3 separate regions of the Homo sapiens genome follow, and all the other regions are linked to region 2. A link is an interaction called in ENCODE POLR2A ChIA-PET data of the cell type or tissue named here. Cell type or tissue: Caco-2. All regions are shown on one strand.

What was found. Peaks named below come from ENCODE experiments on the same cell type or tissue, not always from the same donor. Only the 100,000 strongest peaks of a DNase experiment are listed, where the experiment ranks them.
Region 1: POLR2A ChIA-PET joins it to region 2 with 6 read pairs; 2 of 35 experiments call an interaction of 5 or more read pairs at or near these places.
Region 3: POLR2A ChIA-PET joins it to region 2 with 6 read pairs; 2 of 35 experiments call an interaction of 5 or more read pairs at or near these places.

Annotation. Positions count from the first base shown.
Region 1 is chr10:72,709,587-72,712,086 of GRCh38, forward strand. The region is part of intron 1 of MCU (mitochondrial calcium uniporter); the gene reads left to right. Among named protein-coding and RNA genes, the nearest start is that of MIR4676, 10 kb to the right of the region's middle. In Caco-2, no CTCF peak of the experiment used is centred here; no DNase peak of the experiment used is centred here.
Region 2 is chr10:72,448,727-72,451,226 of GRCh38, forward strand. The region is part of intron 8 of MICU1 (mitochondrial calcium uptake 1); the gene reads right to left. Among named protein-coding and RNA genes, the nearest start is that of DNAJB12, 95 kb to the left of the region's middle. In Caco-2, no CTCF peak of the experiment used is centred here; a DNase peak (open chromatin) is centred at 1,345.
Region 3 is chr10:72,941,594-72,944,093 of GRCh38, forward strand. PLA2G12B (phospholipase A2 group XIIB) reads right to left here. Exons shown (of 4, transcript NM_032562.5): 2 at 1,059-1,147. LOC124902451 (a long non-coding RNA gene) reads left to right here and starts at 553. Exons shown (of 3, transcript XR_007062191.1): 1 at 553-1,038. In Caco-2, no CTCF peak of the experiment used is centred here; no DNase peak of the experiment used is centred here.

The DNA of each region.
Region 1 (2,500 bases), 260 kb after region 2:
TTTTTTCTTTTTTGAGGGGACCCCTAGGGTATACTTTGTGTGAGTATCTGACTAGATATAGATATAGATGTCAATAGTTTGGTTTTGTTTATTTATTTTCTTGTTTTAACCCCAAAGAAAATGAAATCTTGTTTTCTTTTTATTTTCAGCTGTGACTTAAACGTTAAAATGCTGCCTAAGCACAGTTGAGATAGTAAAACAGGATTTTAGTGTAACATATTACAGAATTTTGGAATATTCATTTACTTAATGGACAGCTGAACTCCAGTCAGTGCTTTCTTTAAGTTTAATGTCTCATCCTGCATTGGTGTTCGATTCAGAATGAATTCAAGTTCTTAGTGTGGCCAACTGCCACAAAGTTGGGTGAACTTTAAATACATAATGGCTTTCTGTTTTGTTTTGTTTTTGAGATGAAGTCTCGATCTGTCGCCCAGGCTGGAGTGCAGTGGTGCGATCTCAGGTCACTGCAACCTCTGCCTCCCTGGTTCAAGCAATTCTCCTGCCTCAGCCTCCTGAGTAGCTGGGACTACAGGCACATGCCACCATGCCCGGCTAATTTTTTGTACTTTTTAGTAGAGATGGGGTTTCACCATGTTGGCCAGGATGGTCTTGATCTCCTGACCTCGTGATCTGCCCCCCTCAGCCTCCCAAAGTGCTGAGATTACAGGTGTGAGCTATAGCGCCTGGTTAATGGCTTTCTTTTTAATGATTCTAGAGCTTTTAACATGAGAAAGTAGAAAATGAAAGGAAACTATAATAGATTTCTTGCCTAAAATGGGTGTTCTTTGTAAGATGAAAAGTAGAGACAATCTGAGACCCTGAGTTATGGATCCGAAGGTCACATCACAGCCAGCATTAGACAGTCATAGCACTAGTGGAAGAAAAGGCAGAAGGTAAACTACTGATGGGAATGCTGTCAAAGGAGCTCACTTGGAAAGGCCATTCCATCACCTAAGGTTTTTTTTTTTTTTTTTTTTTTTTTTTGGTGGAGGTGGAGTGGTCCTTTATAAGGAAATTACATTATGTTCAATCAGACATACAAGGACAAAAATCTTTTATTTTTAAATTGTGAAGTATGTCATGTCTATAAAAAGTAGAATAATATAATATACAACCTTTAGCTTGAGAAATTGAACATTATGATTATAATTGCTGCCCCCAAGTACCATTCCTTAGACCTCTCTCCCAAAAGTAACATTCTCTTAAATTTGATGTTTACCATCCCATGAGTGTGTTTATCCTTTATCTACACCTATCTTATATAGTTTTGTAAGAATGTTTTAAAACCTTATTTAAAAGGTATTAAACTGGCCGGGCGCAGTGGCTCATGCCTGTAATCCCAGCGCTTTGGGAGGCCAAGGCAGGTAGATCACCTGAGATCAGGAGTTCAAGACCAGCCTGGCCAACATCATGAAACCCCTGTCTCTACTAAAAATACAAAAATTAGCTGGGCATGGTGGTGGGCGCCTGTAATCCCAGCTACTTGGGAGGCTGAGGCAGGATAATTGCTTGAACCTGGGAGGCAGAGGTTGCAGTGAGCCGAGATCATGCCATTGCACTCTACCTGGCAACAAGAGCGAAACTCTGTCTCAAAAAAAAAAAAAGTATTACACTGTATGTATCCTTCTGCAAATCTTTTTTTTTTTTTTTTTGGAATGGAGTCTCCCTTTGTCAACCAGGCTGGAGTGCAGTGGTGCGATCTCGGCTCGCTGCGATCTCCACTTCCTGGGTTCAAGTGATTCTCCTGCCTCAGCCTCCTGAGTAGCTGGGACCATAGGCGTGTGCCACCACACCCAACTAATTTTTGTATTTTCAGTAGACATGAGGTTTTGCCATGTTGGCCAGGCTAGTCTTGAACTCCTGACCTCAAGTGATCTGCCTGCCTCGGCCTTCCAAAGTGCTGTGATTACAGGCATGAGCCACTACGCCTGGCCTTTTTTTTTTTTTCCCTCTTAATACTTAAAAAAAAAAAAATTAGGCCAGCACAGTGGCTCATACTTATAATACCAGCACTTTGGGAGGCTGAGGTGGGAGGATTGCTTGAGGCCAGTAGTTTGAGGTTACACTGAGCTATAATTGGGCCATTGCACTCCAGCCTGGGGATAGAGCAAGACTGTGTTTCTTTTTTTTTTTTTTTTTTTTTGAGACAGAGTCTCACTCTGTCCCCCAGGCTGGAGTGCAGTGGCACAATCTCCATTCACTGTAAGCTCCATCTCCCGGGTTCACGTCATTCTCCTGCCTCTGCCTCCCGAGTAGCTGGGACTACAGGCGCCCACCACCACTCCCAGCTAATTTTCTGTATTTTTTAGTAGAGACAGGGTTTCACCGTGTTAGCCAGGATGGTCTCGATCTCCTGACCTCGTGATCCGCCTGCCTTGGCCCCCCAAAGTGTTGGGATTACAGGCATGAGCCACCGCACCCTGCCCAAGACTGTGTTTCTTAAAAAAAAAAACCCAAAAAACAAAAAAAAACTTATTTAGTTGATACATGTGGTTCTGGT
Region 2 (2,500 bases):
TGTATCACTGTCATTCTCCTTTCATAAAGGAAAAAAAAAGAAAATATTTTCCCCCTTAAGAACAGGAAAACCATGAAGTCCTTTAATGATAACAATTGTAAAAAACAGCCAGGGAGAAAATTTGCAAGATTTCTTTTACAGTGCTGTAACCTATTGGTTAATTATAAGTTTAGCTGTCCCTTGCTAGACAATTAAGCTTTGTTTGTTCGTTTTGTTTTGGTTGTTTTAGATAGGGTCTCACTCCGTCACCCAGGCTGGAGTGCAGTGGTGTTATCATGGCTCACGTAGCCTCGACCTCCTGGGCTCAAGCGATCTTCCTGCCTCAGCCTCCAGGGAGCTGGGACTACAGGCATTTGCCACCATGACCAGCTAATTTAAAAAATTTTTTAATCTGGGCATGGTGACTCATACCTGAAATCCCAGCACTTTGGGAGGCTGAGGCGGGCAGATCACATGAGGTCAGGAGTTTGAGACCAGTGTGGCCAACATGGTGAAACCCTGTCTCTACCAAAAATACAAAAATTAGCAAGGCATGGTGGCAGGTGCCTGTAATCCCAGCCACTCAGGAGGCTGAGGTACAATAATTGCTTGAACCCAGGAGGCAGAGGCTGCACTGAGCTTAGATTGCACCACTGCACTCCGGCCTGGGTGACAGAGCAAGACTCTGTCTCAAAAAAAAAAATTTTTTTTTGGTAAAGACAGGGTCTCACTATGTTGCCCAGGCTGGTCTTGACCTCCTAGGCTGAAGCAATCCTCCCACCTTGGCCTCCCAAAGTGTTGGGATTAAAGGCATGAGCCACTGCACCTGGTAAGTTTCTTAGAGTACCACAGACAGACCATTAAGTCAGGTTATGTTTTAAATCCTGCAGCAGTAAAGCGTTTTTTTATTTTTTTCTTTCTGGTCATCAAGTTAATTAAGGTTTTCTTTAGTTTTTTTTTAAAAGCAACTTAAGAAACATAAACGATACTTCTCAATTTTGTGGTACTTTTTCATTTTTAAAATAGCTAATGAGGAATGTTTCATGCTTAAGTATATTGGTCTATCTCTAGATCGAACTTCACATTTACAAACATGGCTTTTAGGAGTTCCCACATATGTTTGGGAAGTGGAGTGGGCAAAATCCTGGAGAAGACAGAATTGTTGAAAGCGGGGCTGATACCCCAGAATGTGCCTAATATACTAGACCATAGATGCCACAGAGAGCTGGAGAGGGAGTGGGCATCAACATGTATGTGTACTTTGCCAGGCTTTCGTCCACATCTGATATTTACTAATTCAACACTATTTCCTGAAAATCTGGTTTGTGTTCTGTCTCTGGGAAGCACTAAGGAAATAATGGCGGGCCCAACACTCTCGTGAAAGTTCTCAGGGAGTGTTTGCAGAGAGACAGGTATTTAACAAACAATGAAATGACTATGTAATTAAGTGATTTGAAAAAAAAGTACAGAGTCCTTTGGAAATGTGTAACAAAAATGTGATCTAATTTGGGGTGGAGAGGTGGTGAAGCAGGAAAAGATATGAGTGAGGTTTAAGTGAGCTCTGAGCGATAAAAACAAGGTAACTAGGTGAAGGAGAAGGAAGAGAGCTCCAGGGAAATCAATAGTGGTGCAAAGGCTCTTAGTTAAGAGTGATTGATGAGATGAATCACGTAGTTAGGCGGCAACTGAAGTAGCCCAAGCAAAAGACAAGAATGGTGGTGGAGACAGAGACAGGTGGTCAGATGAGATGATGTTTCTGACAGTGATTGTGCGAATGGAGGTGACTGAAGGTATCAGTGCCAAACAGGTTCTTTTCTGCTTCATACACATTCCGGGGAACTAACTCTAACAACTTGCAAAGCCTGTGGTTGCATGGCTTTCTCACTGCTAATCTTAAATCTTTACTAAAACAAAGTCAGATCATGCTTTGTTTCTGCCTTGCAGGTCTTTCTCTTGCTGGTGCTAGCAGAATATTCTCATGTTTGAAATTATACTTCCTTAAATCTTTATTTTTTTAATTCTTTTTTTTTTTTTTTTGAGATGGGATCTCACTCTCTCATCCAGGCTGGAGTGCAATGGTGCAATCTCAGCTCACTGCAACCGCCACCACTCGGGTTCAAGCGATTCTCCCGCTTCAGCCTCCCAAGTAGCTGGGATTACAGCTGTGCACCACCACATCTGGCTAATTTTTGTAGAGATGGGATTTCACCATGTTGGCCAGGCTGGTCTTGAACTCCTGACCTCAGGTGATCTGCCTGCCTTGGCCTCCCAAAGTGCTGGGATTACAGGCGTGAGCTACTGCGCCCAGTCCCTTAAATCTTTTTTTTTTTTTTTTTTTGAGACAGAGTCTTGCTCTGTTGCCAGACTGGAATACAGTGTCATGATCTCAGCTCACTGCAACCTCCGCCTTTCTGGTTCAAGTGATTCTCCTGCCTCAGCCTCCCAAGTAGCTGGGATTATGGGCATGTGCCACCATGCCCAGCTAATTTTTGTATTTTTAGTAGAAATGGGGTTTCACCAT
Region 3 (2,500 bases), 490 kb after region 2:
TTTAAAATTCAGAGGCAGCTTACAGTAATGAAAATAGAGACCAGAAGGGTAGTCAAGAGAGCAGAACCATAGGGCTTCTAAATTTAATTAACACTTAACAGTCCCATATGAGATTTTGTGTGAGCAAAGGATTCTACGGCTAAGAAGTATAAAAAAAAATTCAGCCTCCGTTCATCAAAAGATCACCAGCATCCCAGACAGCACTATTTTAAGGGTGTGCGTGTGTGTGTGTGTGTGTGGGTGTGTGTGTTGGAAAGTAGAGTGGGTATAGAACACACAGCTCCTGATCACAAGAGGACTGTGGTCAAACCACAACATCTCACACACACCCATCATTACTAAGCATCCTATAAACAACTGTAAATGTAGTGGCATAAACTGTGTCACTAAGTTCATAAAATGCCACGTGTCTGGGTACGGTGGCTCACGACTGTAATCCCAGCACTTTGGGAGGCCAAGGTGGGTGGATCACTTGAGGTCAGGAGTTCGAGACCACTCTGGCCAACATGGTGAAACCCCATTTCTACTAAAAATACAAAAATTAGCAGGGCGTCGGGTGTGTGTGTGTGTGTGTGTGTGTGTGTGTGTGTGTGTGCAGATTTCTATGATGTCAGCTCTCCAAACATAGCCAATTTGGCACTACTAACATGAAGTCAGCTGCTTGCAAAAGTCATGACAATATGTAACAATCAGCTCTCACTGGCCAGCACCAGCTGGCTCTAGCACATCACTGGAATGGTTCACTAATTTCAATAAGTCAAACCTGTCAGATCTATCTCAAATTAAGTTATGTCATGATGCCCTAAGCCTCAGCTGACATTTTCAGTGGTGATTTCAAAGTTCTGATCCACTACCAAGGGCTTATCTGAGGGACAGCTGTCCCTGAGAAAAGGAAATCAGATATCTTCTTTAAAAATTCTCTCCCTCATATCCAATTTAAAATACTTAATTGTATTCTTCAACTTTTTTCCAGAAATAATCACTTCCATCAAGGATAACTCTAGGATTGCTCTCAGTCAAAACCAACCAACCAAGAAGGTAATGCTGGCAGTACATACACTTTCTGGTACCTTGAGACCCAGGAAATAGGAGCCGCAGCCATTGGGCTCTTGGGGCTTGTAGCCAGGTCTGGGCATTGGTGCCTTTCCTTGCAGGAGGAAGAAAGGAAAGAAGCAAGAAGAAATATTTAGAAATCAAGCATTTGGGAACATTCATCAAATGAAAATTTTCTAAAAGCATATTTCACTTTTTCTTTAAAAGTCACTGTTCCTCACATCCAAATCAGGTGATGATGATGATGATGATGTCACAGAAGAATAATGACTTTCAAACCACTTTGACTTTTTCCCCTAATCTCAAAAAATTTCATGAGCACTTTTTTTTTTTTTTTGAGACAGGGTCCCTCTCTGTTGCCCAGGCTGGAGTGCAGTGGTGTGATCTTGGCTCACTGCAACCTCCACCTCCTGGGTTCAAGCAATTCTCCTGCCTCAGCCTCCCGAGTAGCTGGGATTACAGGCATGTGTCACCACGCCCAGCTAATTTTTGTATTTTTAGTAGAGACAGGGTTTCACCATGTTGGCTAGGTTGGTCTCGAACTCCTGACCTCAAGTGATCCACCCGCCTTGGCCTCCCAAAGTGCTGGGATTACAGGCGTGAGCCACCACACCCAATAAGCACTTATTTACTGACATTTCTAATGTTTTTTAAGTGCATAACATTGAAGATAAGGGCCATGGCAAAACCCAACTAAAACTCAAGGTTCCTCATTCCTTCACTGCAAGACCACACACCACTCAAAGAACAAGCAGAACACAACTTGATCGTACACTTAAGGAATCCGAATTGTAGCAGCACCACAAAAGGGTTTAACTTGCAGGAAATTCAAGCAAGATTCCATAAACGTAGACAGAGTATTATTGAGTAAAGAGCAAAGAAATTACCCTGATGTGATATCTTAGGCATTTCTTTCATAGAACTAAGCAGAAATGATCTGAACAGCTTTGAATTTCTGTTTTTTAAGATCTTTCAAATGTGTAGAGAGAAGCTTTATCAGTTGTATCAATGGCAGTGCTCACAGGTAAAGATAACCTTGACCTGAGATGACCTCAGGACAGCCATCTGCAGTGGGTATTTTATCCCATTATCCAGATAAGAAACTCGGGCTAAGAGGTCGCATGACTTGCCTACCATCATAGAGAAAGTGGGGGAAATAGGATATAAAGTCAGATTTCCTGTTTGTCTCCAAAGCCTATGCTCCTTCACCACATATCTGCCTCTTTTTAGGAGATACAAGACCCTAGTGTAAGACTGGGGAAATGTGCTAAGAATAATTAATCCTTAGAGTAAGGCATATGACAGTTTCTTTCTTTCTTTTCTTTCTTTCTTTTTCTTTCTTCCTTTCTTTCTTTTTCTTTCTTCCTTCCTTCCTTTCTTCCTTTCTTCCTTCCTTCCCACCTTCTTTCCTTCCTTCCTCCTTTTCTTCTTCTGCTTTTCTTCTTTC